Regions from separate parts of the Mus musculus genome. Here regions 1 and 3 are each linked to region 2. Evidence: chromatin loops called from intact Hi-C (ENCODE). Cell type or tissue: left cerebral cortex. All regions are shown on one strand. Links, peaks and the distances in the headings refer to the core of each region. The heading gives the core; the rest is flanking DNA. Region 1 has its middle 34 kb from the start of Mepe. Region 2 holds the start of Spp1 (secreted phosphoprotein 1). Region 3 has its middle 19 kb from the start of Mepe.

Region 1 (8,497 bases), core at 366-8,365, 75 kb after region 2:
TAGTTAGCAGCATGCTGTCCCTGACCTGTAAGCAATTCAAACATCCATGTCCTTTGGTCCCCTTCCATGGTGGCATTGGCCCTTGCCTGCATCTGGCAGGAGTCCTGCCACAAGGCTTTCCATTCAAGATACATCCCCATACTGGGGGCTGCAGCTTTTACTACAGTCTGCCAATCACCAGGAGTCATAGTGTGAGTCGCAAGCCTTTCAACTTGTGCTACAGTGAAATTAGGGCTGACTCCATAATTACAGACTGCTTCTGCAAGCTCCTTAATCTGTATATACTCCACTGAAACATGAACACGCCCTCCCTCATCTCTTTCAAAAACTGGAAATGCCTGTTGCATTTTCCTCTGTTCCTCTTTTGTAATAAATGAGTCTGAATGATACCTCTGCACATAAGGCTCTGAATGGTGCCTCTGCACATAAGGCGGAGGTACATTAGGATCCTGAAGCCGACAGTCCGGAGGCTGAGCAGCAAGCTGGCTTTCGCCAGCCGCTTTTGGCCTTTTTCTGGACTGAGTAGCTTGCATTTTACCTTGCTGGTACCTTTCTCCCTTATAACGAACTGCTTCCTCCTCCAAGTCCATTTCTTCAGAGGAGCTAACTCCTTCATCTGATTCTGAGCTACTAAGAGCTAGCTGCTTAAACTCATCCAGTGGCAGGTAGAGGCTCCTTTCCTTATGTGCCTCTCCAGCTCGATCTCCCTTCTTCTCTCCCTTTCCATCCCTTTTTCTAATCTCTCCCAAGGCATTCTTTCCTTTATATCTCTTTTCCTTGGGCTCAAGGCCCGTGGAAAGGCCTAAATTCTTCAGTGCACTTTGTTTCCTCTCTACTTTTAACTCTCTCTCCCTGCTCTACCTCTGATAGACTTTCTTGAATTTCGTCCAGAACTTTCTGCCCCGCTTCTACCATTTGCTGACAATCCTCATCTGTTAAACACGATTTCACCAATTTCCACAACGGCATGATCCCTGCTTTAAGTTTGCCATTCTGCTGTTCCCTAACTAGATCTCCTTTCAGTTTGTCCCAAGAGGCGACAGTTAACGACCCTGAGCAAGCATACCATGGTGCCACACGGTCTATCTCACTGACAAATCCCTCTAAGGTCTTAGTGGCGATTTTTAGGCCACACTGCTTCAGCACCGAGCGTAAGGCCACTACTATAGAATGGGAGATTCCCATACTGCTGCTGTCCAGTCCTGACTGCGACTGAAACTGGTCGCTGTCCAGGCGCTGTCCAGGCCTGACCGCGACTAAGAACCAGTCAGCAATTCCAGTAGTGGAAGCAAAACAAAACCGAAAGGAAAAGTGTAATCACCGTGCAAACAATCAAAAGGGCTTCTAACTCTGGAGAAAGTTCAAGATTGTACGTACCTTGTAGAGCCTTTTGTCCCACGGTTCTGGTTCCGCCCCGCGAACGAGGGATCTTCCTTGTGCCAGTGTGATGGTAGTTCCCGGGTTCCTCGGCGCCACTTATTGCGTCCCACTCGACTGGCAAGAAAGATGCAACAAACTGGAATCTTCCGCGGCAAAAGCTTTATTGCTTACTTCTTCAGGAAGACCCCGAACCGGGAAAATGGCGCCACTTTTATAGCCCGCAGCATGACGTTTCAGCACCTGATATGGCGTGACAGCTCCTGATTCGTTGCTCGCCCATCACCCCACTATTACACCCCAAGAATGGGAGTGACTAGGAGTGAGTTCACTCTCGTACCTGCGTACAAGGCTTGCTTACTAGTTAGGCACAGCAGAGGCCAGCACCATCTTATAATGGTGATTGCTCGCGGCATGGCTCTCCACAGCAATTACTGGCGACACGCACACGATTGCTCACGGCACGGCTCTCCACACCTGGCTATGAGAACCTTCTCACCCTTGTTTGTGAGTACTCGTGGGCTATGTGTGTGCAATGTTGTGTGTATGTGTGCACATGTATACACATGTAGGGTGTCAGGTGTCTTTCTGAATAATTTTCCACCTTATTTCTCGAGCCAGGATCTCTCACTGAACCTGGAGCTTACCAATTTAACTAGACATGCTGGCCAAAGAGCCCCAGGTCTGCTTGGGGCTTGTCTGCTCCCCTGGCTCTGGGAGCACAGCTGTAAGCTGCCACACCTGCCTTGGGATTCAAAGTCATGACCTCACACTTCAGTATTTTCTTGACTGCCATTTATTGACTCTCTCCCCCAACCAGGACCCTCTTCATACACTGACATCAGACACTGTTCTTCTCTCCATCTTCCCTAAAAAGAAGGACTCTATGAAGGTCCCCCTTATACTATGTCTGCCTCTTTAGCAGGCCTTTGCATGTTCCATCTTTGTGGCTGGTTTTCATACCTACAATTTTCTGAAATAAGTTAATAGATCTTTTGTAAAAGAATTAATTAGGTTTGGATTTTTTTTTTTGAAGCAGAGCTATCTGGCATATTTTCTCAAAACTGAAAGCCAGATGGGTAAGAAGGCTTAGAGGGTAAAGGCCCTTGCCGCCAAGCCTGCCAGCTAGAGCGCAGCCCCTTGGACCCACACAGTGAAGGAGAGAACTGAGTCCTGCAAACTATCTTCTCACCTCATGCACACTGGCACATGCCCGTGCACAGGCACACGTGTGATAAATACCTTCATGCAAGAAGACTATTTATAAACCCATGGAAATTTCTATAAGCTAAAAACCCTACTTGAAGGAAATACATTTCATAGATAAATTTCCAAAAACGCATAAACAAAATGTTTAAGTAATATATATAAAATTCATAAAATTTGAAGAACAAAACCTCACTTTTTTTTTTAATTAGTAAGGGACTGTTTACGTAATATTTGATTCCAGGCCAACTTAGGATTTATCCCATGGGCGGGCACCAAACCCTGACACTCTCATGATGCTATGTTATGCTTGCAGACAGGAACCTAGCATGGCTGTCCTCTGAGAGGTTCTACCCAGCAGCTGACTGAGACAGATGCAGATACTCACAGTATTGGATTAAGGTCAGGGACCCCTGTGGAAGAGTTAGAGGAAGGATTGAAGGAGCTGAAGGGGATAGCAACCCCACAGGAAGAACAACAGGATTAAGTAACCTGGACCCCTGGGAACTTCCTGAGACTGAGCCACCAACCAAAGAGCATACACAGACTGGTTCCAGCAACACCCCACCTCCACCTGGACACATATGTTGCAGAGGGCTGCCTTGTCTGGTCTGGGTGGAAAAGGATGTAGCTAATCCTGTAGAAAAGTGATGCACCAGAGTAGGGGAGCGCTGGGGGCAGGGGGTGGGGGAGCCTCTCAGAAGCAAAGAGGAGAGGGGAGGGGGACGAACTCTGGGAGGGAGGACCAGGAGGGGGCAACATTTGGGATATAAATAAAATAAAATAATAATAATATAAAAATCCTAAAAAATGTTTGATTCCTATAATGGAATAGTAAGGAGTTTTATAAAGTATGAAGTAAATGTCTATGTATTAATGCTGAGAGGTCTTTCTCAGGTTAGAAAAAGTATTGTCAGACAGTGAGCAGTATATAATTCTACAACTAACAGATAGGGATGGGAGAGATTGCAATTATTTTTACACAACACCACAATGGAATAAATATATCTACAGCTTTACATCAGATGGTGAGGAGGAGTTTTGTGTGAGTTCAGTCTTTCCACAGGGATCTTCCCAGCGACAGGTATCCAATCACAAGGAAAGTCCTTCTCTTAGTGCTGAACGCAACAGACCCAGGTCAGTAGGGAGCAATTAGGAATTTTATAGTTTTGACCCAATGACCTCTGTCAGTGGGAAGGAGATCCAACACTGGGGCAGGATACACATTATGTAACTGATCCGGGGACTAAGCGGTTCTCACTGGATCTAATGAGCAGCCTGGCAGAGTGCAGACCTGACCTCCTCGTTGACAGTTGGGATGATGAGAGATGAGAGTATTCTTCAGGTAAAGTTGACAGAATATGAATGTCTGCTCGGACAAAACTCTGTAGGTGCTTTTGTTAGCATGAAGGCTTCTCATAAGAGAGAAATGCGGGCAAAGTTACAAAGACAGGTCTGCACATAATGGAAGCCTGTTCCGTGGGTATGCAACAAAAACATGCTAACAGACGCCCATCAAGGATCCTTAAAGAAGCAACTCCCTGAGCTGGATAAGACTCAGGAAAGCGTCTTAAAATCACATATGCAAAGGCTACAGGTCTGCATAAGGAGAGAAGGAATCCCTTCTTGGATTCCAACCAAGCAAGGTTGCAGTAACTGCACAGGGAGACAGCAAGGGCCATCCCCTGCATTTGCTTGTCGCTCTAATGAGCTACTTTAACGAACTTAGCTGTCACTCAGCACCTCTCATTGACATAAATTTTCCACATTGCAAGGAGCGCTATCAGCTGACCATCTTATTCATCGGATGATGGTGTTAGCTTTCCACCTTCATAATGAAATTTTCCAGTCAGCTGTGAAAGTAGCAGGAAGCCAGCGGCTATATTTAGCAAAGACAAGAGCAACATGTCTCAGTGCTCCGAGGAGAGGAAAACAGAAGCCTGAGTTTCGATTAGCTCAGCCCACAGCACTGCTTATAGATTTCCATAGTTTGTAGCTGGCCAAAGCAGAGGATTTTGTTGTTATGTTTGTAAGTTTGTTAGTTTGCTTGCTGTTTGTTTGTAACAGAAAGCAAAGCCCAATAAACCATAAATTCATAAATTCTCCTGGAAGATGTCAACTCCTTTACATCTAAATTCTCTTCATTTCCACAACTTCCAGACACTTCAACCGTGGTCAGTGTTTTGGGTTGTGGTCCACAAGACTTAATGAGATTGACAATGACATTTCTGCTTAAAAGGATTAGCCTCTAGACCAAGTAGAAATATACACTTATGTATTAGTTATTCAAACATTCCAAGTTACTGTCATTTCCTCAAGGCCACCTCCCCTCCTTCATCCTGGACTCCTCATCTCAAGGAGGAGTATGTATGATTTATCTCAAGTAGGTGAGGATAGCACCTAGATTTCTAACCATGCCTCACTTCTGGCTCATGTTTGGGTCAACTTGTTCCCCTAGATTTGAAATTTAAGAACACTATTGTACTATAACAGTGCTCAGTTAGGGGAACACAGATGACATGTGACTTCCTCTTACTTTTCTCTTTTGTGCCAGTGACTTTCTGACTAGAGCACCTTGTTCTCTGCATACTTCCAACCTCTCACAGACTCACTGAAGAGAGCTTAAACCAACAAATGCTTCCTCATCATTTGTAATTTTTTTTGCAATGAGTTTCCATAGTAAATGACAATTAAAACCAAAACAAACAACTGACTATATTTACCCCAAGGCGAACAACTGTGAATTGATTAGTTTGTTTAGTTACTAATATTTGTAAAGATACCTCAGAATACTTTCAGATATAAACATACACTATGTTGAACTGCAAATCATCCTCCTAAGCACAGGACATGCTATTTCTCTGAATCATTTCCTCTTTGGTGGGCTACAGAGCCGTGAACCTCAGGAGAGTAACAACAAATATGATCAAAGGAGGATGCATTTTAAAAGTCAGTAAAATAAAGCTATGCCATTAGCTCCATCTCCTATTACTCTCGTGAGACCTTCAGATGTCACTCGGAACTAATATTATTGAATCATCACCCTGATAATTTAAAGTCGGAATCTTTATTTAAGACCTTTCTTCTCTTTAAATGTTTTAGCACAAAGTGAAAGGAAGATTTGGTAGAAACATTTGGAACAGATTTGAGATCTTATAATAGATTTAAATTATGTTTGTGAACCACTGGCAATGCCAGTCTTCACTTTACTACAGAAACCTCTTCCTTCCTTTGCAACATTGTGTGTGTGTGTCTCTCTCTCTGTGTATTTGTGTGTGTGTCTGTTTTCTTAATTATAACTGGGTGTTTTTAAACAATCCACCAGGAAAGATTTGTGTCATATTTTAACATGCGTCTAACCCAAAAACAACCACTATATTTAAAAAGGGAGGGATCTCTGTGGAGCCTAAAAGGACGCCAGAGTGGCATCCTCAGACTACCAAATATATAATTCTTCTCTGACTTATAAACAACTGAAGGAAGTCCCCAGAACTTCCAAATGGTTTGTTGTTCTATTATGTTCTATGTTCATCTAGAGTCTGAGCTCATGGTGAATACTGAGGAAAACTTTAGCTAAATCCACCCAAAGGAAGCTTGTCCTGGCTTGGACCAGGCTGTCATGGTCATCGTGGGGCACCGTGGAGAGCAAAGTGATGCTGTATTAATAACTTGCCTCACTGCTACGAGAAGATACCTGAAAAATCCACTTAACGAAGGAAGGGTCCACTCCAGCTCCCTGTCCATCACTGCAGAGGAGACATGCCACAGGAGCTCATGGTGGCTGGCTACTTGCATCCATAGTCCAGAAGGCAGGAAAGGGTCTGATCCTTGGTTAGCTTTCTTTTAAGTAGTCTAGGACCCCAACCCATGCAATGGCCCCACCCTCAGTCTAATTCTGGATAATCCTCCACAGGCAAGTCCAGAAGCTTGTTCCCATAGTGACACTAGATCCATCAAGTTAACAATCAAAGTAGCCATCACAGGTGTCAAGTCTTGAATTTTAACTGAAAAGCTCTCTCTGGCCGTCTTTATTCTCAGCAATCTCTGTGTGCCTTAGAAACTATCCAGGTGTTCCCAGAACCGTGCGTCCCTCCGAATTACCTCTCATATTTTATCATGGTCTGAGTTAACTCATTTTCACAGGTACTTTATCTCTGTTTTAAGGGTTTCTACTAGGGTATTAAATTCTTAAACAACTTAACTCTAAATCCTCTACCACGTTTAAGCACGTGCTGTAGGGGTATCAATTGCAATAGTTCTAGGACTGCAGGGAAATCTGTAGAGAGGCTGGGTTTTGGTTGCCACTGGTTTTCTTATTGGCTGTTTTAGGTGCTTTTATAACAATGAGTATTCTTCATAAAATTTAGCCTATCTTCTTCCCTTGGGAGATTTCTGAGAGAAGCAGTCTAGAGATGGTATTAGCTGGGTGTAATGGCTCGCCCTTGGAATCTCAGGACTTGGAAAGCTAGTGAAGGAGGGTTGGCATTCCTTTGAAACCAACTTGGTGTCCAGAGTGAGATGATTTTTGTTTTTTAAGTTGTGTTGTCATTGACCATTTTTGTACATAGGTTTGGAATACCACTTCCTGAATTAAGGGGAAGGCAAGTAAAGAGTGCTTGTTTTTCTAACAGTTCACTCTAAGTGGCACTCTGGAAAACACTGTGTTTATATGGTTTGCAGATCACATATTTTAAGTTACTCTTTGGGAAGAAGTCCATATTACTGAAATGAAAACGAAATCATGTAAAGTAAAAGTTGCCCATTATTTATGCAAAGTCACAGAAACCATTTCCCCCTCTCTCCTATCCAGCATATTTTATGCTATCCTCTGTGTTATAAATGACTTGAAATAAATTTAATAAGAGGAGCTAGATGGTTATATTAATAATAACTCTAAATTCAGCTCTGAAACAGAGACTATGTCACAGAAGGGAAACTCACGGTCAACCTCAGCCTCATACTCCACCGAGATCTTCACCGGTACACAGCCAAGAAGAGTTACAGAAACATGGTTATTTAACAAAATTAAGAAATAAATGTATAGAACATATTTGGTTCACAGTGAATAAAGACAGGAGTTCCCATTTACTATACTGCATATCATATGGCTTTATAATTTACGTGCACAGAGAATTGGGTAACGATATAAAATAAGGTGTTTCCTCGGCTTTAGAGGCAAGATTTTTGAAACATGGAGCCCCACTGCTCTGCTTAAGTCCATGGAGAAGATGACGTGAGATTTACTTTTCTGAATTGATGGATGGAGACTGAAAGCCAGAAGCAAGGTAGAATTATTTATGACATAAAAACCACTTGGAATAGAGAATTCAGCTTAGATTTATTGACTGGGAGCATGGTAGGAGGTATTGTGCTTCGTGCATTGGTTGCCATTTAAAGATAGTGAAGAAGAAGTTGGAATTTAAAGATAATGAAGATGCTCTTAGCAAGCCCTGTCCAAGTTTCCAGTGTGTCAGAACAGATCATGCTTGCTAGAAGGGAATCAAGGAAAGGTAGAGATGTATTGCTTATTTATTATTTATTATTGTTATTACTTTAGGGATATTTGAAGAAATTTTTGTTACAGATTACCTTGCTCATTTTCTATGATGTGTAAACCTTCACTCCTGCAAGGGTAAAGTCCTTAAAAAAAAAGGCTCTCTTTTAATATCCACATGGCCTTCTAAGGAACACTTTATCAACTCTGAACTATGAGTCTTTCACATAAAGCAAGTGTGAGGATTACAAAATTAAGCTGCTAGCACTTCCCAGCTCAGGAATAAAAAGAATTCTCAAGTTGGGTCAGAAGAAGCACAGATTATCGAGAGGAGATTGAAAAATTTATAAGTGAAGGCAGCCTAGAGGTTTAGGAGGGTAGGTAGCTGTACCAGACACAGACAAGGAAGCTGAAGGCAGA
Region 2 (8,497 bases), core at 190-8,189:
GGCTTGATTAGTAGCTGCTCATTAGCAGTTTAGGGTTTTGTTCATTTATTGTTTGTTTACTTTAATTTTTGTGTGTAACTGTTTTGCTTGCATGCGTAGTAGTGTTCCATGTATCTGCCGAGCCCCAAGGAGATCAGAGGACTACAACAGACCCCTGGAATGGAGTTAAAGAAGAATGTGAACTGATATCTAGGTTCTGGGAACTGAACCTGGGTCCTCTGTAAGAACAGCTCTGCCATCAATCCAGCCCAGCTGTTCAGTTTTGAGAAATTAAAACACAATACCTGTGGCGCAAGGAGATTCTGCTTCTGAGATGGGTCAGGCACCAGCCATGTGGCTATAGGATCTGGGTGCAGGCTGTAAAGCTATTTCAAAAAAAAAAAAAAAAGTATGCATTTGCTATTATTAAAAAAAGAAACACAGAGCTCTGTAAGCCATAACCTTAACATGAACAACGAGTGCTTATCTTTAGGAGTATATTCTTAAAGGCTTTTTAAATATTTTCTTCTGCTCCTACATCGCTGAAATTCTAGAAAACTGACTTTTGAGCTTTTCGGCTACATCCTAAATCCCATTTGATGACTTATACTGTTACTTCTTTTTAAAATGCATCCTTGTATTTAAAAATATTTCTCTTGTGACATTTTAAAGTACTAGTTATGGTCTCTCTTTCCTGTATGGAAATGTTAATTCTCCCATCTTGTTATTGTAGTTGAGCACCCATGTTCTCCAGACTGTTGGAAGACAGGCAGCCCCACCACCAGCTCACACATTCTGTGCACAAGTGCTTCCCTGACTGTCTTCGCTGAGCAATGAAACTGCAATGACGCTCTACACTTGGACCTGAACTCTGTGTGCCTTTTTGTCCAAGCACAGGGTCTGTGTTACACCAGCATATTCTTACCTATGTGGAGGCACAGGTATGCCAATGCTGCTGGTCTTATGTTGAAACATGTAAAGGTACTGGTTTGGTTTTCATTCTCATTTAGGAAAATGTGATCTAAAGTCAGCTAATAGATCCAAACAGCACAAATGGACTTTTCTTTTCAAGATGGACTTGGATGGTATTGTAAATATCATAGTCATATGATCAGCTCCAGCTGACATCTGAGTGACCTTCTAAAGTCAGCCTGCAGGATTTTCCAAGCATGCTGACTCAGGAAAGAACCAGTCACTCAAGGTCCTGTGACCTGCTTTATGTAAGTAGCAATTGTCTAGAACATGCTTTTATTATATTAAAAATCTAATTATAAGAGAATCTGTTTATTAAAAACAATGGCCGATTTGGTACTGTCTCTGTCTAAAATACATAGTAAGTACTTTGAAATACTCAGGTCTAATTATATAGATGAATAAAATGGCAACAAAAAATTGCTGTTCCTAGCAACCTTTGCGACGCTGGCGAACATTCTTCAGTTAAATGATCAACCCGGAGGTGCTTACCTTCTCCTCTGAGCTGCCAGAATCAGTCACTTTCACCTTTAAAACAGAAAAGTGACAAGGAAATGCGTGTGAGTGTGCTAAAGCTAAAATTCATTTGTTTTCAAGAATTCTCTCTAAGATTCAGCTGTACTCACCGGGAGGGAGGAGGCAATGCCAAACAGGCAAAAGCAAATCACTGCCAATCTCATGGTCGTAGTTAGTCCTGCAACATATTTTATGAGGCACAGTTGATGTCTTGTCAGGTTCAAACACACTCTTGGCACCACTAGATCACCACCAAGTCACCAATAATTTATGGAATCTTTCTACATCTCAGAGAAAATTTCAGTGAGTCAATATTTGTGTGCCTTTTCTACCTCTCCACCTCTCATCCTTAGCAAGGAAAAGGGCAATTTCACAACTCTATTCATCCAAACTTTACGTCTGGAGTCTCAGAGCTTATGCCCCCACTATCTGATGTCTCTAGAGCTCCACACCAAGATTTGTTTCACAGTAATCGAGTAATTAAAGCAACGAACTACCATGAGAGTACTTTCTGCAAGGAAGAAAAAGAGAAAATAGAATGATAAAAGAAAATTGCTTTTTCCATTTGCATTTCAAATGTGATTTTAACTTACATTATACAAAGCTGAAAGAAACAAAGATATCTTTGAATTTGAGTAAGATGTTCTATTTGGACTAATAATAATAATAATAACAACAACAATAATAATAATAATAAAAATAAAACACTGAGAGCAGGCAACAGCTTTTCTGTGCATGTTGATGAGTCTGTGTTATCACACAGGGACCTTAGTGAAAACTGTAAAAGCCAAGTGCAGAAGCGAGAAATTAAGGAAGGTTCTCTTTTGAAGTGAGACAGTTTTCTAAAAATAACTGTATCTGGTTTATATTAATATAGAGGATCCTCCTTTACTGGTCTCCACAGTCATCCAGCCACTTTAAAATGATGCAGACATTTGTTCCAAAGATACATAGAACTTTACAATGTGTGTGTGACAGGAGAGAGAGGGAGAGAGGGAGAGAGGGAGAGAGAGAGAGAGGAGGGAGAGAGAGAGGAAGAGAGAGGAGGGAGAGAGAGAGGAGGGAGAGAGGGAGAGAGAGGAAGAGAGAGAGGGAGAGAAAGAGAGAAAGAGAGAGAGAGATTACTAGCAGATCTCTCTCTCTCCTTTAGAGGACCAACTAGATTTATTTTAACTTCTACATCCAACTGGCTTTGAAAATACCGGGAAACCTGCAATGTACCTGACCAGCTTATTCAAAAAGACCAGAACAGCACGAGTCTGACTAACAAATACGACTGTTGAAAGAATGTTCTCTGGACTCACCCTCAGAATTCAGCCAGGAGAACTGCAGCCTCATGGGCCACTGCAGGCTTACCTTGGCTGGTTTCCTCCGAGAATGCCTGCCGCAGAAGACTGCAAACCCAAGCAAGGATGCTTCTTCAGTGTGAGCTGCTGGTGGCTCAGACCTCCCAGAATTTAAATGCTGGTCCAGACAGTCTCCACCAATCAGGAGGTGGAGTGATGTGTCATGAGGTTTTTGCCACTACCCGGCCCACCTGCTCCTACACTTCCTCCTCTGGTTTTGTGGTTAAAAAAAAAAAAAAGGAAGAAAAGGAAACACACACAAAGCATTACTGATGAACGATGTCATTAACTACCCTTTTCATTTATAGACTGCATTTAGAATCCCGGAAGAGCATCAGGGATCCATAAGGAAAGGAAGAGTAGATCACCCTCACAGAGACTTTGTTTATAGTTACTGAATTAGTAGAAAAACATCAATGGGGATGAAAGGTATGGATTCTCCTATCTAAGTTACAGATAAAGGCCACATGGATACACAATTTGATTCTCTCAGACTTACTTAAATCTAGAAAACTGCTGTCTCGGCAGAACTTTCAGACCCTCCCTTTTGCCTTTGTATTCGGTAGCTTAGGTTGGCCGGGCCACAGTGGCTCTGTTTTGTACTCCGGAAGATCACCATGAATTTGAGGCTAGCCTCGGCTCCATACTGTGTTCCAGGTCAGTTGGGGCAACAGAAAGTGAGACCCTCTCACAAAAGAAACAAAACCTCACAACAAAACGAAACAAAGTAACAACTCAGTTTTGACACTTGAGCTATGCAGCCGCTTGCTCTTTGTGCAAACCACACAGTGACCCTGAATTCCTCTCCTGCCTCCACTGACCTTTAGAGACGTGAACCTCGTGAACCTTGTTGCTCTGTTGGAGCAGCTGGGAGTGATGGTTCTGATGCTATCTAAACTATAATGGCCATATAGAGCAGAAGAGGTGGTTACTCCAGATAGAGCCCGCCTAAGCAAGCAGTTTGTGAGACTGGAATGCTTGCTGGGTGGGGAAGCTGCAGGAGCCAGACTGCCTTTCAGTCCTTCTGTAAGCAGTGCCAGGTGTGACCTTGGGCAAGTCACTTAGTCTATCTACAGGACAATGGATTAGTGTAAGTGCAGTTGATAGCACTTCACATTTTGCAATGCTCCTTCCCCCACATGTTAAAGAACGTGTATATTTTAACTATTACAGAAATCTTCAGCAGAGGCAAGGAGCTGAAATTTGTAATGCCTTTGAATTGATCTTTAAGCTGTACACGTTAAAGGGTTCTCTGAATATTTTTTTAAAGACACAGCTTATATTTCTGAATTATCTTTTTTGAGTTTTATTTCCTGGAATATATAAGGTTGGCTACTTAAAAAGATTTTAAAATTTGTATTAACAAAACGTTACTGAATAGTTAAGAGGTATTCAAATGAGATAAAATTATAGGTGAAGCAGACTTCTTTAAATATTTAATACTGCCCTGCAGTTACTTCCTTTCTTTTCCCGAAATGGAGAACACAGGCTTATTACCTTACATCTCCAATGTAAGAGGCATGCAGAAATTGAGATTAAAGTTAAGTCAAACCTTTGTTGTATTAGATATTAGTGCTACTTGCCAAACCCTGCTTTTAATATGAATATAGGTTAAGTAATCTTCTACAGAGTTAGAGTAAGTAGCACAAAACTGTTTTGAGCATTTGGGTTATCTCTTGATAGATGTGTTCTAAATGAATTAATATTATTACTTTGAAGGTCCTTAGCACACACTTTATTAAGATGACTCCTATGACTATCAAATATAAATCACACAGGTTTTTAACGTTGTAAAAACAGACTCCTTATTTCTTTTAAAAGAAAAAAACCTAACAACAAGCGTTTTTGCCCTTTAAGCACAACACCCACTGGAGTTTGTGTTTTCAGTGTTGTTCAGGGAAATTCCACAAATCCTAAGGCAGCAAGCCGTCCACAGGGTTTCACTGCAGTTTACTCTGCGCCCACAGGAATGATTCAACACGAATTAGGGAGGTATAGGAATAGATTTTGCTGGAGCTGCGCCACCTCGAGCTGAACCATATGACCCCTCCAGGACTCCTTTTCATTCTAACTCCCAAGTGCCACACGATGGCAGCATTTCTAGAAAGGGCAACAGACAGCCCTCAAAGGCTTCGAAGATTTTCTGAATGCATCCTTAGAGGCCGACTGTATGCACCCTGTTTCCCAGAATGCCGAGTAAGGAAGTATTTCTCAGCAATGACCCAGTTGGCAACCAGGGCCAGGGACCCTGAGAACCGAAGCACCTCTGTCCCGCTCTGTTGATGCCTTCAGCAATCCCATTGCGACAGGACTGTCTGCTTCCCTCTTCCTACACTCATACCAGCGACCTTGAGGATGAGGCTTTGCACTGGGAGCAATTCTGCAAAGCAGAGGACAAAACGCTCTTCTAACTCGAGGAGGCACGCGCTTTTGCTTTCCGAATCCAACTATGCTGCTGACATTTTCCCTGAGTGGGAATTTGTAGTTGTTTAGAATTCACACATTAAACAATTTAAATGCAGCACTGTTAGTTAGCTCTTGTATTTCTAAGTCTCAGGCTCAGCTAACAGTTGGTAGATAGGAGCAAGAGTTTAAAATGCCCAAATTCTTTGTAAATCTTGTCAGTGGAAATAAAGAAGTTTAGTTGCAAAGGGTAATTTGTGATCTTAAAATGTAAATACTGTAAGAAGTTAGATAGAAACATAAAGAATATTGTTGTTCTCTTGTTTACATAAAAATTCCCACATCACTGGAAAAGTTAAATGCTTAATGCCACTTAAGTTGACATTCACCTTATCTGGAAGTTTGTAATAGTACAGTTGTAATAGTACAGCTTTCTCAGTTACATATATTCATTTTGTCCCCAAATAAAGATTCAGATGTCTTGGAATTGTCTTGCCAGCATAACTAACCTGTCAGGAGTTTAGTCTATGGAAAGGAGACATTATTCACTAAAGGGTGAGATTTTTAGATTCAGACATGAAAATAGTATTAAGAAATAATATAAATTCTTTTATCCCATTGTTAAATGCCATAGACAACAAAATCCACCTCCGAGAAGGTGGTCATATAGAAGGTGGTCGTATAGAAGTTGGTCTTATCTTATAGAAGGTGGTCTTACATGAGTAATCATTAATTTTAAACTAAAACAAATGAAAAAAATTGACCTTAAAGCCCAGGATATGTTACAGAGGGGGAAAAAACCCTCACTGAATTGATGTCTTTAATTTATATGTTTTAGGGCACAGAAAGGTTTCACTGTGATATTCATGCATGTATATGATTACACATTTTTATTCTTTCTCCCCAGACTTTCCTTTCCCTCTTTCTCTTGTCACCTTTTGTTGGCCCCCCAAGGAGTCTTCCCTTCTGCTTGCATAATAAGTAACATCAAGTCTATCACTCTCCATCTTATCTCACTGCTTCCTTCAGACTTCTTTCTCTTCTCTCACGGTCATACACACACACACACACACACACACACACAAATACGTACACACAGATACATAGACACAGACACATAGACACACAGACCCATAGACACCCACACATGCACACACATGCATACACATGCACACATACACAGGCACACACACAAACGCGTACACACAGATACACACACAGACATACACACACAGACACACACAAATACGTACACACAGACACATAGACACACACACACACACATACAAGGCACTGGTGCACTGTGAATAGTATTGCAGGAAATATGAGCTGAAGATACTTCTGTGTTGTGTTAACTTGAGCATATAGCATATCTGTGTCATGTGGTCTTTCTACTTTTAGGGGTTTTTGCTTATTTTCATTTTTGAGATAGCATTTCTCTGTGCAACAGTCCAGGCTGTCCTGGAACTTGCTTTGTCAAGCAGGATGCCTTCAAGCAAGCTCAGACCTACACCTCTCTGTCTCCCTAGTGCTGGGATTAAAGGCATGCACACCACCTTGCCTAAGTTAATACACTGCAGACACGCCACCTTGCCCTCCTAGATTGCTTGTTTTAGAAAGTCCCATGCTGATTGCTGATTCCTACAGTGGAGTGATTAAACTCATTTATGCTCCCAGCTGTGTATGAAGGAGCCCTCCTCCTTATTCCTTATTAGTACTTCACTATCTCTCTCTTCCCCCACTGTCTCCTTCTAACTCCCTCCTTCCCTTCCTCTTCTTTCTCCTCTCCTTCTTCCTTTTCCTCCTTCCCTTCCTCCTCTTCCTCCTCTTCCTCTTTCTCTATTCCTCTTCTTCCCTTACTCCTTTCGACTTTCCTCTTCCCTACCCTTCTCCTCTCCCTCCTCTCCTTCCTCCTCTTCCTCCTCTCCTTCCTCCTCTCCCTCCCCTACATCTCCTCTTCCTGTTTCTCCCCTATTCCTCTTTTCCCTTACTCCTTCTGTCTTTCTTCTCTACCCCTCCTCCTCCTCCCCTTCCTCCTCCTCTACTTCTCCACATCCTTCTTCCTAACAGTGCTTAGGACTGAACCCAAGGAACTAGAGCCATCCAACCTTCTCTTCTGATTGGCTTCCTGTTCTACACTGAAACAGTCTCATGCTCTACTACTGAGATACAGTTCCACTTTCTAATATTTATGTATGTATGTGTGTATGTATGTATGTATGTATGTGTCATTATTCATAATGGGGACACATTAACGTTCTTCATGTTGAAGTCCCCTTAAAGTAGATTTATTTTCTCAAATGATATATTCCTATACTGACGGGTTGAATACTCGTGAAAATGAAATGACATTTGAAACTCGTGTAGCCACTGGGGTTAAGGAAGTGTGGTTGAGAAGGAAACTGTGGGATGTGGACAGCAAGGGTCATAGTCAACATCTTCTACCCAAACTGTCACTTAAAGAGCATTGTGGGATTTGACCGGAAAGGAAGTCCCCCTTCTCATCCAGCATCCAACATAGGCGCAGAGAACTTCACACCTATAGCAACAGTGAGGCGGGCTCTGGTGAATACAGAGATTCTGAAGAGAGAAGTCTCTGCTTCAGAAAAGAAGATAGCAGCCGCAGGCTCTCATTTGTGCAGACATCCAACTGGATCAATAAGAAATAATGACAGATGTTTTGCAGAATGAATAAAGGGACAAAAACATTCTATGAAATCAATTTAAGAGAATACTTGTTAAAACTTGATGTTTAAGTAATCTTTGGTAGATAATCCATGGTAAGTTAATATAAGAATGTGATCATTTTAGTGTAGAACGACAACAACAACAACAACAAAAAAGAGAAAGAGACAAAATCTGGACCCCAGGAAAGAGGCTAAGGTGGATATTTTCAAGGTCCACCTACCCTAGAGGCATTTTCTTGTTTGCTGTTGAGGGATGCTTACGTTAATATCCTCTCCCCATACAAATACAGGACATAAATAATTGCAGCACAAGTTTGATTTTTTTCTTTAATGTTTGAATCATTAATATAATATAAATTCTATGATGTGTTTCTGTAGGTTACATGTCAGAATTCATTCAGTGAATGAATAAATTAATCTTCTATCATAAAATGTCTGTCATTTCTATGCAGCACTGGTGATTCCTGAAAGATTTTTTTCTGTTGCTTTCATAAAGCCCCATCTTCACCATCTTTTCTGGATCCCATGGAAAAGAACTCTCAGTTTCTCCCATTTCCTAGAGGATCCTGGGAAATTCCTCCACTGGTTCGTTTC
Region 3 (8,497 bases), core at 244-8,243, 90 kb after region 2:
TGAGAGCAATGTTGCAATGAACATGTAATCGCGTAAATATCTTTAACACACTGCTGCTTTCTGCTCTTTCGGATACATGCTCGGCCGTGGGATTCCTGAGTCACATGACAGTCCTATTTCTAGTTGTTTGGTGAAGTTGCTTTCCATAATGGCTATTCCATGTAACAGTCCAGCAATGGTGTGAGAACTCTTCTTTCTTTGTGCTCTTGCTAGCATTTGTTATGTTCCCCCCCCATTTTTGATAATATCCTGAATTTTTAGGCTCTTATCTTTTGCCAAACGTGGTAGCACATTTTACCCATTATTTCTCCAAATACCTTTTCAGCTCTGCCCTTTCCCCCTGCCCCCGAAACCTAAATGACACAAAGATTAGAGCTTTTGTCACACCTCAGAGGTCCCAGAGCATCTTTACCGTGATTGCTTGGGTTCTGATTGGTTTCCATGGGTCGCATGTTTCTCAGGATATTTCTCTCTGTTGAGACTTGATAATCTCTCTCGTCTTCTTTTCCAGCTTCACAACCCTCTCTTGGATTCCCTCCTTCCTTCTTGTCCACTGAACTTTCAAACTTTTCAGTAATATTTTTCGATTGTAACATTTCTGCATGGATCTTCTGCTTTTGGACTGAGTCTCTCTCTACTTCACCACTTTCTCCCTGGGGCCTTTTTATCATTCCTGTCTCATGATGTTTTGGGTCCTAACATTCTTCATGTTAGCGCTGATGTGTATGGTTTATTGCCGTCTTCACAGGATGATGGCAGCTTTTCATTAAAGCCATGGATATATATTCCAGAACATATTCTGAGACTGTGACTATATGTGTCGTGTGTGTGTGTGCATATGAGCATGCATGTGAGTACACACTCAGGTCTTCACCTCACTGCATATTATTCTTTGAGACAGATTCTCTCTCATTGGATCTAGAACTCACTGATCATGTTACGGTCATTGCCTAATGAACTCTGAAGCTCCATATATCCCCACTTCCTTTCTTCTGGGATCACAGACATATAGTGTCATGCATGTCTTTTTATTTAAATGCTAGGAATCTGATCCCAGGTTCTCGAAGTTGCACAGTGTGCTCTTTACCAATGGAAACATCTTCCCAGGATCCTTGCATTCAGTTAAACTTCTGTTTTGTGGTGTTTTCAGTGGAATCAATGATAGGTAGGGATAGAAGCCTAGGCTCCCTGTCAGCACTCCCTTGGCATCCATGTATAGTCATGTGTGTGATTGTGGAGTGAGCTGCTCATTACTCCAGGCCGTGCTGGCATTCCCAGCTCCCAGCACAGTCCCCACTGGCACCATGAATAGGTGATATCATTACTTTGGAGCAGTGGTCATAGCCCTGATTCTCCACTGGCCCTCCTATTGCAACGGGGCCTTGCGAGAGTTGGTAGAGTCCAGACTTCCCACATGTCCTCCACTGATGCCACACAGCCAGCTCTTTGGCTGGGATGAGAGTCTTGGCCATTTCCTTAGCAGTTTGGCAGAATCTAGGTGCTGGTGGCCATGGAGTTGGAATACCTGTATGGATTCTTAAGGGTGGAAAGTCTAGACTTCCCTCAGTGTTGGCCTGCATAGGTGGGGTCCCTTCCTTCTGTGGTGCTGTGGTGTCTGGCTGCAGGAGGATGGTTATTGCCTAAAGTTTCCAGTCCTGCCCCTGCTGTCCCTTTCCTGTTTCCTTGGGTGATGGGTGTAAGAAATTTGCTGGCTTTTCAGTTTTATTTTTGTCTGTACTTTCTAACACATTAGCCAATGACATAGCTTCAAATGTGGGATACATAAGGGAAAGAAGAAAACTCGGATATCTACCACCTGTCACTCTTTGGACCTTAAGCTTCTGGACAATAATTCCATTTACTTTCATGGTGTTGGGTTTTTTGTTTGTTTGAAATATGTCTAGGTATTTTAGTCACAATTCCTAAGAAGTTAATGGAATAGGACCCCTTCTTTCCCACAAGTAAAGGTAGTCTATAGGTCCTTAAGTCTCAAGTAATCACATGTTAATATTATTTTGGAGATAGTCTGATTTTATTATTTGGTTATAGGACTGGTGATACAGACTTAGGCAGTGTTGTGAGTTCAGATTGTAGACCTACTCTCTCTCTCAAAACAATAACAGAGACCTACTTATAGTTAGCTGCACTCAAAAGATACTGATGGATGGATTAGCTTCAGCCAACAGGTAAGCCAACATCAATGTGCTATATGGCACTGCCCCATTTGGTCCCTATATGTTAAAGATTTTTACAAACAACTGAGATAAACAGTAGAGAAACAACTGCATATTGATAGGTAGGAATGATAGTTAATATATAGGATCACAAAATTAGAGCTCAAAACCACTGGGATGAAACAGCAGTAGCAAATCCAACCATTTTCTTTTGCTTCCGAGAGTGTGTGATATCCCATGACCTCAGGATAGAGCCAGTAAATGTGAAGAGCAAGCAAATGTGAAGAAACGTTATATCATGCTAGACGTGGCTTCAAACTTTCTCTGTCCTTACTTCATGTTTGGCGTAATGGTTTCTCTGCACAGAGGGAACCATAACCTAACTTGCTATCCTAACAGACTGCAGCCAACTCTTGCAGCAATACAGTCATAGCTGCTGAACTCAAAGGAGAGCCAGACAGCCGTTCATGCCAGGTTAAACACAGCTGGTCACCGCAGCTGGGCTAAATTAACATCATCTCTACTTCCTGCAGGTCACTTCCTTTTCACTTATAAAGCCAACCAGCACATGTTGTGTGTGGGGCCTTTCAAACCATTTCTGAGTTGCCACGGCCTGATCCCAAAGCTGCAAATAAAACCAGCTAAGATTAGCAAGGTTGGGTTTGCCTTAATTTTCTCTTTTGAAAGAGATTGGTCATTTTAAAATTAGAAATTAAGTAGAATTAAGAGAAGCTGGTATTAGTTCAAACTGAATTTAAGGCCTTGGCACAGGCATCAAAACATAGACTTGTAGCTGTCAAGAAATCAGGGGCTGCAGTGGCTCAGAGCAAGAATTCTACTGCAGGGGTCCTGAGTTTGGTTCCCAGGACCCACGTGGGTGGCTTACAGCACCCTCTTTTGGACACAACAGGCAAATGCACTCCTACTTACAGAGACCTTCTCCCCATAGACACATAACTTAAATAAAAATACATTTAAAAAAGCTTAATGCAATTCAGGATTATTAATATGAGTGGCCAAAATAAAGGAAGTAACCGTCACACCGTGTGCGGCCAAATATTTAGATCACTGCGCTTGTACACCTGGAGATGACAAGTGTATTTGAAGGTCACATGAGAAGTGACAGAAACTTGTTTAAGTGAATGAGGAGAAGGAAAGAAAACTGATGACACACATGGAAAGATAATGAGTCACTCCACGCAGTGCCACACATGCGCAGTGACACACTTGCACAGAGCCACACGTCCAGACATCTCTGTAGAAATACGCATGTGGGCTGGAGAGATGGCTCAGCCTCTAAGAGCACTGGCTGCAGTTCCTGAGGACCCAGAATGCACAAAGTGGCTCACAATCACCTATAACTCTAGTTTCAAGGGACCTGGTGCTCTCTTCTAACATCCACGGCTTCTGCACACAGGTGGTACACTATATACACTAGGGTACACTTTGTATACACACACACACACACACACACACACATATATATATGTGTGTGTGTGTGTGTGTGTGCATAAATAAATAATTTGTATAGTATAATATGTAATGTATTATATATAAATAATTAAATAAATATTTTAAAAGAATAAGTATGAAAATAGAAGAATTAGGAGCAATTGGGGATAGAAAAAAAGTGCTTAGGACCAGATGACTCTCAGGTTCCTTTAAAGAGCCTACGTATCTCTAAGGACTGAACTGTAAGGAGGAAGGAACCATGGTGATAGGGTGTGGTGGTGATAGGTGTGGGGATGGGGTGTGGTAGAGGCAGCCAGCATCCCCAAACTGAGCATGGCTGGTGGGGTTTTAATAAGATCCAGATATGAGTAAGAAAGAAGAGATATTTTCAATTAAAATAAATTCCATCATTTATATAAGGAAACAGAAGTGTGGGGTTTCCTAAGGAAAGGCACACAGAGGAAAACTGGATGAAATTTCAGCGCTTGTTATTCTAACCCAAGAGCTCTTGTTTCTGATCGTGGAGTTCAAAGACAATGGAATTTGGAAATTATAAGGAGAGGCATCGGCTTCCATTTTATTTATTTAAAGTTCATGCATGTGTGCTATATTTTATATTGTTCCTCATCGCCTCTTCTCTGTGCCCCCTCAAATTCATGACCTCTCTCTCTCTCCTTCTCCCTCTCTCTCTCCCTCCCTCTCTATATAGATAGATATTATATATCACATATATAATATAATTATATTTCTGACTACTTTTTAGAACCTAAAAGTGACCCCCCCCCTATACTTACCTCAATGCCCACAGGTAAGTGTAAGCTCTCACCCTCATCAAAGAACTTCTTTTTAGCACCAGACAGAGACCACTACAGAGGTCCAGAGTCCAAGCACAGAGAACAGCTGACAGACTGTGGAGTGCCCAGCCCCAGCCCGCACATCTACAACACAACCCTACACCCAATGCCCAGAGAACACGGTGGAAGAAGACCAGGAATTCCGTCGTGGGACTGTGACATCTGCACCTGATTGGAAAGCTACGGCCAGGAAACTGCAACAGTATGGCAGCCTAAACAAACCATGAACAACGGCAGCACCAGCGGACATGCCGACATGGAAGGGGGACATCACACGACCCAACCCTTAGATGAAGAGTTACAGCAACCAAGGAACAACCGAGGGAGGGAGAACCAGTATCTGGGGATGCATGTGCTTAAAGTTTTAAAAACGAATTTTCTATAGTGAGATAATTTCCAGATTTAATTGAAAATGAGAATAAAACTCTCAGTGTATTTCAAAACACTTGTTGAGAAGTGAGTGTTTGCCACCTCCTGATCAATCCCTGGCTGTCAGCTTTAGAGCTCTTTGGAACTGTTCTCGGGGCAGCTGCACACTGCCATCGCCTGGACACCGACCCTAATTATAGATCCCTAGCATGACCAAGGAATCAGAAGCTTATTGTGGGAGCACGGAAGGCTTGGGGTTGTTTTGTTTTGTTTTGTTTTGAACCTGAGAGCTTCAGGGGATTTACCTGGAGGGGTCTGAGTAAGAGGCAAGGACCGTCTTGGGGGTAGATTTCTGCAACAGATGGTCCATGGGGCATGGTGAGCCTCAGGCTGTAGGCTGAAAACAGCATCAATCAGGATGCGTGTGAATCACTGAGTAATAGCTTGGCTTATGATACTTACATCTCAACCCATTGCTGGACAAAGCCATTAGTATAAAACATTTTCTGAGATAAAGTAAGATTAGAGGATGCCAAGAGGAGTAGAAAGTTTGCTGTTGTTTTCTTACAAGACATGTAAGAATTCTGTAGACAAAGGACTATAAAACAGTAAAATACAGTTTTTCCTTTGCATTTTTCTAATTTTTCTAATTTTACTTATTATATATTTACCTTTTAAACTTTATTCTACTATTTATGTATATTTACTTTTTATTTTATTTACTTTACTGCTTTTATATATTTACTTTTAGAATTCTACTTTTGTGGTCAGAGATATTATTTCATAAAATAAATCCATACCAGCAGACCAAAGGCTTGTTTTCTAAGCTTTTTAGTAAGTCATAGCTTAACAAGCAAGAGTGAGCTGAAATAATGAAGACACTTCATTCACTTGGGTGCTCTGAGCAAACCTTGTGCCACCTCCAAGAGTTGGAGAGGGGCTTGTTTGCGGTGGTTGCCTGTGGTCGTGGGGAGCAAGGGAGCATTCACACGGGGACACTCCATCTTCATTCCACCTGTTGCTTGCTTTGAAGTCTGGCTGTGACTGGGACCCATGCCTGAGAAGGGCTCATAGTGTTTGATAATCTGGACTCTTGTGGACTAGCGAGCTTCAACATTAACCAAGGACCAAGACAGAGGAGTCCCACACACTCAAGGAACACTATGAAAAATTGTACTGACTAAAGTTTCTTATCACAGTAAGTAGTTCTTGTCAGCACTCGGAGCTTTGAGCAATGTGAAGCAGGAGATGCCACTGTCATCGGCATGCATAACTCTTGCTCCTTTACAAGAGTGAGCGCCACCTTAGTTCCCTCCTGACTTCTCCTCACATTCCCTTCTGTCTTTCACAGAGACACATGGTGTTGAGCAATTTGGGATATCCTGTCTAATCGACCATTCAGTACAAGGCCAGCAACACTCACGCTTGATAGCTAGCAGGTCGTTGTGCACAGAATTGTGAGCTAGGGTAGAGACACATACACTTCCAACGATGGCTGCTGCCCAAGAGCCTTGATTCTTTTTTATTATTTCTTGCTGTGAAATATCTATAAAGATCAGCTATTTTCATCAGAGATGGAACTATGCCCACAGAATCAAATTAGTAAGAAGTCTTGATTGTCCGTGGGCCATGGGAGACCCAGAAAAGTGATTTCATAGTCACTGGAAAAGACACCCAAGGCAGTAATTTTAAATTTGGAATATACTCATTCAAATATAATCATAATCACTTGAGGAACTTGTTACAATCAAAACAGCAGATTCTCTATTCACGACCTTATATCATACATGCTATTCCAAGACTGGTGCCAGACCACCCCCATCAGAAGCAACACTGCAAAATGACTGCTTGATTTAATATAACACAACACCCACAGCTTCCAGACTCCCTCTGCCTCATTGTCCTAAGCAAATAAGCTTAAATTAAGATAATTTAACTTTTGTTACTAATCCATTAGCAACTTAAACTGTGAAAATTCAAATATAGCCAACAGCCACATTTCTAAGCATGGGACAAATACAATCAACTACCTCATGCTTTAAAGCACTGTCTATTGAGTGGTGGGGCCCACTTGCAGTTCCTGGCCGCTCCTGTCCAGTGCCCTTGTATCTATGATAAGCATGAGTCTCCCTCTGTCTTGCTCTCTGAAGCGCCCTGCTCATCACTGCTGCCTCCCCGTCCTCTAACTGAAGTGATCTTTCTTAAACTCTAAAATGCATGCTCTACAATCTAAAGCCACCAACTTCAAAGTTCTTATTTACCAGTAGAGGTCTGTCTACATGTTTTTAAAGGAACTCCTTTATGGCTTTTTAGTATTGAACTAGGCACCTCTGACCCCTCTCCCTCTCCCTCTCCCTCTCCCTCTCCCTCTCCCTCTCCCTCTCCCTCTCCCTCTCCCTCTCCCTCTCCCTCTCCCTCTCCCTCTCCCTCTCCCTCTCCCTCTCCCTCTCCCTCTCCCTCTCCCTCTCTCTCCCCTCCTCTGTGTGTGTGTGTGTGTGTGTGTGTGTGTGTGTGTGTGTGTGTATACCCATGCGCATGCGCACAAGCACACATCTATGTGATGTCTGTACAGGTACTTAAGAGTGTACGTGTGTATCAGCAAGGGTGTGCATGTACACGGTGTGTGTGTGAGTAGGCCAAAGATTAGCTTCAGATATCTTGCACTGTTGTTCTCCATCTTCTATTTTTGATACAAAGTCTCCCACTGAACTTGGAGCTCATCAATAAATCTAGCTCATCAATAAATCCCATCAATAAATGAGCTCTGCGGATTCACTTGTTTTGACTCCACCCACTCATTGCTAAGGTAACTCAGGTCCTCACGCATGAGCAGTAGACACTTTATCTACTAAGCTATCCCCAAGTCTGATGCTTTATTCTTGATCACCTTTCTCTTTAGTTACATTATCCACTTAGTAGCTCATGAGTATTTCTTCCCTTTTAATCTTCACAGAATTTTGTAAATTGTGCTCATTTTGTGGGTTTTGTTAAGCTAAACAGTATCAGGTAGTCTTCCCTGATTTTTCGGAGAAACCCAGGCACGTGGCTTGGAGGAAGTGCACTGTCCGCAGGCAAATAAAACGGTAGACCCCTGATTCTCCCGGGAATGGGCAGTTCTTCTTGTTGGGCACAAGGTGGCAGGCTGTATCTATGTTCCTCATCCTTTGAAAGGCAACTAGGAGAGGCTAAACCTGTCCGTTTTGGAGACCATGCAAGGTTACTTTTCAGTGAGGATGGTCCTGCTGAAACACGAGAGCGGAGAGAACGAGCAGCCTGTCTGATGGGGGAGGGTCCTGTGGGCTTCTGCAGGACTGGATCTGTACACGTGTGTATTTAAGAACAGCACATTGTGAAGGCGTTCCAGTTCCCTTACAAGGCAGCAGATATAACCCTTGCAGGTGCCTTGAAGGGCTGTTCATGTGTGCTCAAACATGGGGAAGGGGGAACACTCTAACAAGGGAACTGTCCCCTAGAAAACAGAGAAGTCAGGACCTGGACCTAAGACAGCATCTGCTTTCTCCACCGACTTAGCTTTCTCTTGCCATCTCAAGAGTTTCCATGTGCTCAGACCGTTCCTGTGTAAAAGATGCTGAGCTGTTTTCAACTTATTCAATTACAATTTAAATTCAGCTTTAATTCCTTTACTTA

The links. A loop is a pair of places that touch in the nucleus more often than their neighbours do. Peaks named below come from ENCODE experiments on the same cell type or tissue, not always from the same donor. Only the 100,000 strongest peaks of a DNase experiment are listed, where the experiment ranks them.
Region 1: a loop joins it to region 2, with 2.8 times the contacts of the local background. A loop is called at or near these places in 21 of 42 quality-filtered maps.
Region 3: a loop joins it to region 2, with 8 times the contacts of the local background. A loop is called at or near these places in 21 of 42 quality-filtered maps.

Annotation. Positions count from the first base shown.
Region 1 is chr5:104,354,735-104,363,231 of GRCm38, reverse strand. No RefSeq gene overlaps it. Among named protein-coding and RNA genes, the nearest start is that of Mepe, 34 kb to the right of the region's middle. In left cerebral cortex, for the core only: no CTCF peak of the experiment used is centred there; DNase peaks (open chromatin) are centred at 3,650 and 4,443; H3K27ac peaks cover 415 bases.
Region 2 is chr5:104,429,523-104,438,019 of GRCm38, reverse strand. Spp1 (secreted phosphoprotein 1) reads right to left here and starts at 2,909. Exons shown (of 7, transcript NM_009263.3): 1 at 2,824-2,909; 2 at 1,578-1,645; 3 at 1,444-1,479; 4 at 285-365. The coding sequence starts at 1,631. RefSeq lists enhancers at 2,022-2,058, 1,808-2,127, 2,939-2,985, 3,603-3,611, 3,616-3,643, promoters at 2,823-3,813, 2,864-4,344, 2,887-8,427 and a cis regulatory region at 4,293-4,307. In left cerebral cortex, for the core only: a CTCF peak has its summit at 4,884 (motif pointing right); a DNase peak (open chromatin) is centred at 4,943.
Region 3 is chr5:104,339,592-104,348,088 of GRCm38, reverse strand. No RefSeq gene overlaps it. Among named protein-coding and RNA genes, the nearest start is that of Mepe, 19 kb to the right of the region's middle. In left cerebral cortex, for the core only: CTCF peaks have their summits at 3,068 (motif pointing left), 5,014 and 7,964 (motif pointing right); DNase peaks (open chromatin) are centred at 3,396, 4,990, 7,694, 7,998 and 1 more place; H3K4me3 peaks cover 209 bases.